2 separate regions of the Homo sapiens genome follow, and region 1 is linked to region 2. A link is an interaction called in ENCODE POLR2A ChIA-PET data of the cell type or tissue named here. Cell type or tissue: GM12878. All regions are shown on one strand. Region 1 has its middle 16 kb from the start of LINC03035. Region 2 overlaps TCF4 (transcription factor 4).

Region 1 (4,000 bases), 170 kb after region 2:
AAAGCCACCTTCTTTCTTTCCCTGGAAGTAACCATCAATTTCTTTTTATCACTTCATAGGTATTTTATACACATACGAGTGCTTCACTGAAAGGTCAGTGTGAGGCACCTAGAAATAATATTGGCCATATTCGAAAAGAAGTGCTAGACCAAATGTGAATGGATAAAGCTGGGTCTCTTATTCCACGCAAAGATTCCACTGGTGCTATAATAAATATTGTTTGTGCTTTGCAAATCAGGAAATGTGAAGTCTAAAGACAGTGTCAGGGTGGGGGCAGGGAAGATACGATGCTGACAAGTCAGGTCCCAAGAAGCTGCTTTGTAGTTTCTTTGCTATTTTAATCCAGATGAAATAGAATGGAAATCGAGGGCAGCTGGCCAAAGTGTCTCTTGAATCATTGTCTTGCTACTAAGACCACAGGGTTGGGTGGGAAACCCAGCTCTGGGTCTGGAGGGTCAGATAATTAATAGACCCTTTAGCATTAATATGCATAAATGCCTCTGGGATTCACCTGCGGTGGGGAGGGAAGGGCTTGCTTGCTAAAATGCAGTCACTGACTCAGTGGGTCCAGGATGTCGCCTGAGAGCCTGCATTTCTAACAAGCTTCCAGGTGCTGTTGGTGTTGCTGATCCTCGGACCGCACTTTGATACCAAGAACCTAAACAGATGCCACCTCCAGAAATTGCTTTTTCTACAGGCTTAAGACAGAGCTGGGAACTCTGATTTTTGATGCCTTTCTCTATCCTAAGAGGTAATTCTGATGTAGGTTGACCTCAGAGCATACTTTGAGAACCCCAGCTCCTAAACCTGAAATTTTATTTCTTTCTATGACACACATAGAGTCAAGAACATAATTGTAGAGGAGAAGAGAACAGGCATGGGGAGGGGAAGGATGCAAAAGAGACAGGACAAAGCTGCAGGGAGATGCCCATCTGTATGATGGATAGAGGGTGAATTGAGTGCATATTCTGCAATTCAAACTGGTGATTTTCTTCTTACCGGGGAGCAGACTTTTTCCGTTTCTCTGCTTTAGGCTTTGAGATAGCAGCCCCAGAGAATGTCAGCTGATACACTATTCCTTGAGATTTCTCCTTCCCTAGGAGCTTTGGTTTCAGTCATCTCATCTTCATTTTATCCCAGTAAAACCGGAGGGAGGTTTCATGGAAGATCCCAGGGCCTGGAATTCTGATGGGCTGCTTTGCACAATCTCATCCCAGGACACCCAGATGCCCTCACTAAAGCAGATTTTGTCCCTGGACTCAGATTTGGCTTTCAAATATGGAACGTGCAAATGCTTAAAGGGAAATGTGCCCAGATTTTCGACACAGTCCTGACCTCCATTCAGGCAATCAGTGGGCACTGGTTCCAAATCAACTTGGCCTTGATAAAATGAGTAAAAAATGCCTGTCTCCCTTGCTGGGAAACTAGACTTTTCCTGTAAACTCAGGCCCCTCTGACAGGGCTTCCCAAGGCATCTCTCCCCTGGCAGTCATGGACACACTGCTGCTGTGTTCATCTGCTTCAAGGGCTCCGGGGGTAATGGGTCAAGTGTCCATTGAGAGTGAGCTGAGGAAGGAGAGAAGTGGCTGCAGGTGATGAATTTCAGCAGTCATCTTTGTCTCCTGGACTCTGAGATCCCTGCCTTAAGATCTCTAAAATATTACCCCCTTCTTGTGACCTGTCCCAGCTGGACAGCATGAGAGAAGTAGCCTGGATGGAATTCTTTGCTGTCTTGTACCCCTTGTGTTGAGTGTGCTACTTTTCTTCAGTCCCACTTGACCACACACAAACCCCTGAAGCAGACAGGGAGGGATGAAGTTCTCCATAACTGTGCACCTGCCATTGCTAATGTAGGAAGTGAAAATAACATAAATGAGCTCCATCCCACGCAGCACAGAAACACCAGACAAAAAAATCCCCTTGCAAAATGCCACCGAGACTCCCATTCAGCCCACACCCTCATGTAGGCACAGCATCTGAGCACCTGGCTTGTGGGACATCACACCTCACACCTCGCATGCTGCGTCGCTCAGGGTGGGAGCAGGGAGATTTCGGCATTGAAACCAATGCACAGCCTTTTCCAGTTTACCTAGATTATTTAACTCCCTCAGCATCTCTTTGAGCTAATAGCGGAGGTTTATTATTATTTTCCATAATAGTACAAGATTACGCAGCTCGTATTATGGGTTGAATTGCCCCCAAAATTCATAGGTTGGAACCCTAATACTAGTACCTCAGAATGTGACCAGATTTGGAAATAAGGTTATTGCAGATGTAATTTGCTGAGTTATGAAGAAGTCATTGGATGGGCTCTAATTCAGTAAGACTGGTGTCCTTATAAAAAGGAAACATTTGAACATAGATATTCACACAGAAACACCATGTGAAGATGAAGGCAGAGACTGGGGTGAGCTTCCATAAGCCCAGGAATGCCCAAGATTGCCAGAAAACCATCAGAAACTGGCAGAGAAGCATGGAACAGATTCTACTTCACAGGCCTAGGAGGGAGCCAACGCTACAGACACCTTGATTTCAGACATCTAGCCTCCAGAACTGTAAGATCATAGCTTTATGTTGCTTAAGTTACCTAGTTTGTGGTATTTTGTCATGGCAACCCTAGTCAACTAATACAATCCTTAAGTAACACAGTGGGGCCACAAAATAGGTTGTCAGGACCCTTGCCTATTGTGACTTCAGTAGAGGCTTGTTATTCAATAGGGAGTTAAGAGTGTGAGGGTTTTGATAGTATTCCTATTTCAAAAGCCAGTGGGGGCTGGGTGTAGTGGCTCACACCTGTAATCCCTTTGGGAGGCTGAGGTGGGAGGATCTCTTGAGACCAGGAGTTCAAGACCAACCTGGACAACAAAGTAAGACCCCAATCACTACAAAAAATAGATAAATAAAAAAAATTAGCTGGACATGACGGCATGTGTCTGTGGTCCCAGCTACATGGGAGGTTGAGGCAGCAGGATCCCTTGTGCCCAGGAGGTCAAGCCTGCAGTGAGCCACGTTCTTGCCACTGCACTCCAGCCTGGGTGACAGAATGAGACCCTATCTTAAAAAAGAAAAATAAAAAGTAAAAGAAAAAAAAAGCCAATGGAGGAGCATCCTTATCTTCCCTGCCCTCCAATTCAGACCCACTTGGCAGCATCAACTTGTGAACAATCATTCCTCTCCATCCCAGATCACCCTCAGCAGGACCTTTGACAGTTTACCCTCAGGCCATGCGCCCTTCTGTTCCGGGCAGCATTGCTGCATAGCAAACCCTCCCTAAACTTAGAAGCTTAAGACAATATCCATTTTATTATATCCTATGGATTGCATAGTTCAGGAATTCAGGCAGGGCTCATTTGGTTGTTTTTTTTTTTCATACCCAGCATTTACCAATAATAAATAAGTGGTTCTCAGCTGGCAGAAGGGCTGGTCTGAAGGAGCCAAGACAGCCTGACTTACATGTCTGGTGCCTTGGTGGGGACGGCTGGAAAGTGGGGCTCAGCTGGGACTGTTGACAAAGCCCTCTCATTTAGCATCTGCAGCACAGTAGCTGCAGATTATTTGAATTTCTTGCAGGGGTCCTGGTTTTCCCCAAAATGAGTATTCCAAGAGCACAAGGTGGAAGTTGCATGGCCTGTTATGACCTAACATCGGCAGTCACAAGCATTGCTTCCATCATGCTTAATTGGTCAAAGTGGTCACAGAAGCCCACCCAGATTCAAGGGGAGGGTTCAAAGATCTCACTTCTTGATGGGAGGAGAATCAAAAATTGTATGGTCATTAAAAACTAGCAACACTGTTATACCATTCCATCCCTTGGATGGCAAAAATAAATAAATAAAATAAAATAAAATAAAATCTCTACTTTCTACTTTCCTCCAACCTCTGGCTTTTGTGTTCCTAGCATTCAGAGATGGAGGATGGGAAGTATCCTCCGAGGAGTCCTCATAGTTGCTTATTTGCCTGTATTACAGTTGAAATTCTGTTCAAGGAAATCAAACTCTGG
Region 2 (4,000 bases):
TGTAATCCCAGCACTTTGGGAAGCCAAGGCGGGAGGATCACAAGTTCAGGAGTTCGAGACCAGCCTAGCCAACATGGTGAAACCCCGTCTCTACTAAAAATACAAAAATTAGCTGGGCGTAAAGGTGCACGCCTGTAATCCCAGCTACTGGGGAGGCTGAGGCAGGAGAATCGCTTGAACCCGGGAGGCGGAGGTTGCAGTGAGCCAAGATCATGCCACTGCACTCCTTTCTGGGCAACAAAGCAACACTCCATCTTAAAAAAAAAAAAAAAAATCAGTGCCTGCAAAGTCATAGACGTGTTTATTTTTCCTTGCAAATGCCCATGTAGTGCCTTGCATATAGTACACTTTCATAAGGCGCTTGTCAAATTAAGTGAAATGTTTATTTGATAGAAACATGCTAAATGTATATTTGGCAATATCAAACAATTAAATTTCAGACATAGTCTCACAGATCCATAGCATTTGTGTCATCATTTGCTAAGCATCTAACTGCACATTGTACTATTACACTCCCGTGCAGTGACCTGTGCAGTTCCTGTCCTTGGGATGGGATGCCCACAAATGGAGACAAGTATAGGCTTTACGAATGGCAGCAAAACAAACTTATTGAAGTTTATGCCCTGCACCATTCAACAATGACCTTGAATGTGTTTTAAGGGTGGTGTCTGTAATGCATAGTGAGCTCGTGAGGTGACAAGAAAGTGGAGATTTCTGGAGATCCACTCAGCCCTGAAGGGTCAGAGAGTGAGGGGATCTGTGAGGCTAATAAAAGAGAAGCAGTTGGTGAGTTAGGAGGAAAAAACTAGCCCAGCAGACAGAGCAGGGAGGGCTTTGCTCAAGCCTTAGTGATGTGGGCGTTAACCCAGCAGATGAGAGGCCATGCGTAGGTAATTGAACATTGATAGTGAGGAATTTAAAAATAGGAGGGAACTGCATTGGTCCTGGGAGTCTAGGTGAAGGATGCATCAGCACAAGGTGGACCTCTTAGACTGGATCCATACAGCAAGCAAGAGCCAGGCTGAAGCCTTAATATTGCATCAACTGATGGAGAGAGAATATTGCATTTAAAAGATGAGTATTTGGAAAGTGATGGGGAAGAAATGGTTCATTCGTTTAGGTGAGCTTCTTTATACTTCTACTCTCTTTTCAAATATATTACAGTAAGCATGTGTTACTTGAATAACAAGAAAAGCATTTAAGAAATAAAGGCCAATGGGTAATGGTAAATCCCTAGGGATCCTTAGGGATGGGCCACCTGGACTGGCTAAAAACTGTGTGGAGGTCAGCAGCATGACTGTGCACTCTCACAGGTATGCTTGCACTTCAGGCATTCAGAATTCCAAGTGTAAATCAAGTGTCCAGTTGTCTTTTCCTTTAAACAAAAGCTGTTTACACATAATTGCTAGACTTCACCATATTCTCTGTGCTAGATATGTTTGGTTCACTAGGATGGATTAACTTTAGTTCCATACCATCTACTTACTAGCCTGCTATGTGGAGCAAGGAAGAGATAGAGGAATGGGCTCTGTTAATCTGCCAGTGTCCCCGCTAGGTGAGCTCTCTCCAGTTATGGTTTCCACTGTATAGGAAAATGATGTCGAGAATTGAGGGTGTGGGACACAGAAGAGAGAAATGAAACAGTTTTAATAGATGGAACGTATGAGTTAGTACAAGAAAGATGAACTGAGGTCGGCTCACATCCGTTTGCATTTCTTGAACTATATCATAGAATCATTCATTTAACCATTTTGGTGAACATCCAGGGGAGTTTCAGCCCAGCTGATCATATGATAGACAAGCACTGCCAAGGTCAGGATCATTTAGATCATGTTTAAATCCTCTTGAAAATTACTTTATTATCTGGAGAATCAATATTAAATAAATCTCCAAGAATTGCACAATAAGGAATTACCTTACATTTCATACAGAACATAAGAGAAGCTGTGATGTTTCTGGAAAACAATGTAGGTGTTCTCAAGACAGTTATGAAATCTTCTCCCGACATACATGTTAAGAATCAAGTAAAAATCCAAACAAAAGAATTGAATCCAGATCTGATGTTAATGAAAAGTCTCTTAAAGGTTTAATCACATGTACTAAAGAAAAATCATCTGATAATTTTTTAAACTGAGAAATATGGAAATTATGTTTGTGGTTGGAGTGTCCCAGATGTTAGCTCTTTCTCCCACAACAGGTGGTTATTAGAGGTAGGTCTTGTTTTCTGCAGAGCCTCTGTGCCTCTAGTGTTGTTCCTCACAGTATCTATCTACTGCTGCCATTCCATGAACTTCCTAATTCCCATCTGTGAGCCATTAAAAAAGTTTGCATGACCGCTTCCCACCTCTTTAAAAGATGCACTTTTGTACTAAATGGTGTTTTGCACATTTGAGAAAATAAGTTTGCTTTCCTCTAATATGACAGAGGTCTGGCAAGATAATTGAAACTGAAATCTAGTACTCTACAACTGTCATGTATAATTGATATTTCATGGGGAGATTACAGTTCAGACACCAAAACTGTTTTCTGTATCAATGGGTTTCTAATTACAGTGAAAACCCATCAGCTTTTCTTTTGTGTTAATGGAAAAACAACAGAGAAAAGTAACAGTAAGTTGCAGTTACCAGGACTTCTGTCTTTGTCCCATTTTGTTGTTGTTCTTCTTTCTAAAAACCAAAAAAATCTATGTCCAAAATTGGAAACCAGATGCCATTAATAGCAAACTTTAATTTTGATGTACCAAAATGTTTATAATAGTATATCCAGTTTTGTGTCATTATCACTTGGTCTAGAAACTGATGACAAGTTTCCTAAAGTTCCCATTGTATACTCTTTTAGAAGGATTATGGTAGAATAGAAGTGACTGAGGTCTGAAAGCCTGTTTTGAAGCAGTTATCTCTGGAGATAACATTAACTAGGATTGAATAACTGCCAAATGAAATTTAATACATTTTCCCATCCATGAAATAGGCCTCTTAAATACAACAGAATAATTACTTTCACAATACTCCCTGGAAACAAAGAGAGCAAAAATATTGAATGTCTTTTTTGTTTGTGGTGTTTGTTGTTAGCTAGAGGATAAGGACAAGGATATTTACCACAATGCTGAATGCATCTCCATATAAAAACAGCCTTGCCAACAGCCACCTAATTTGAATCTGCATGTCTTTTAAATCTGTTTATGTTGGAGGGATCGTGGCAAATATTAAATTTTATAATTTAGTTAGACATCTTGGCCTTGGCCTGAGTTAATGAACTATGATTTTCCCCCTGCAATAAAGAAAAAGGAAATGATTTTCCTCTATCTATATATGTACGTATATATATGTATGTTATATGCTTGTACCTAGGTGTGTGTATACATGTATGGACACACACACACACTGTTTTAAAACAAAAGCTCTGGGAAATAAACGCATCTTGCCCCCTAACTCTCCTCCCCTCTCCTATATAATTGTTCAGTGTTGTAAGTTTTCTGAGTTCAAAATCTGTTTTAGATCTCCAACTAAGCATCGAAAGTTGGATCTTAAGTCACTTCACCATTCTTGGCCTTAGCTTTCTTTGTAAAATGAAGAGTTTGACCTAACTGATATATAACCAAGGTCCTCCAAGCCCTCGACGTCTAAGTTCTGTGATTTAAAAGTGTTTCTATCAGTTTGTCAAGCCCTTTCTTGGAAACTAAGGTTATTTAAAATTATATGGTGCTTACGTGATTCAAAATAATTATTGCATATCTAATGACATTTAATTATTTCCATTGACAAATTCACACAGGAGAATTCAAATAGCTGTGTTGGAATTTGAATATAATTTGACCTAAGATACAATGTAACTCAGACATTTACACCTACATGTACCAGTCAATATGTGGACGGGACAGGCCAAGCCGCCTGTGTTTGGACTACATGATCTTATCCCCCCTTCCTCGTTTGTAGCTCTCTGGACCGGGAAAATGCCTGTCATTAAGGTGGCCCATTCATAGTATGACCTATGTCTGCTT

The links. ChIA-PET counts read pairs that join two places held together with the same protein. Peaks named below come from ENCODE experiments on the same cell type or tissue, not always from the same donor. Only the 100,000 strongest peaks of a DNase experiment are listed, where the experiment ranks them.
Region 1: POLR2A ChIA-PET joins it to region 2 with 6 read pairs; 1 of 35 experiments calls an interaction of 5 or more read pairs at or near these places.

The regions. Positions count from the first base shown.
Region 1 is chr18:55,067,611-55,071,610 of GRCh38, reverse strand. No RefSeq gene overlaps it. Among named protein-coding and RNA genes, the nearest start is that of LINC03035, 16 kb to the left of the region's middle. RefSeq lists an enhancer at 1,599-1,828. In GM12878, no CTCF peak of the experiment used is centred here; a DNase peak (open chromatin) is centred at 1,880; H3K27ac peaks cover 972 bases.
Region 2 is chr18:55,238,885-55,242,884 of GRCh38, reverse strand. All of the region lies in intron 15 of TCF4 (transcription factor 4), which reads left to right. Among named protein-coding and RNA genes, the nearest start is that of LINC01929, 120 kb to the right of the region's middle. RefSeq lists an enhancer at 1,546-1,655. In GM12878, no CTCF peak of the experiment used is centred here; a DNase peak (open chromatin) is centred at 1,686; H3K27ac peaks cover 1,620 bases.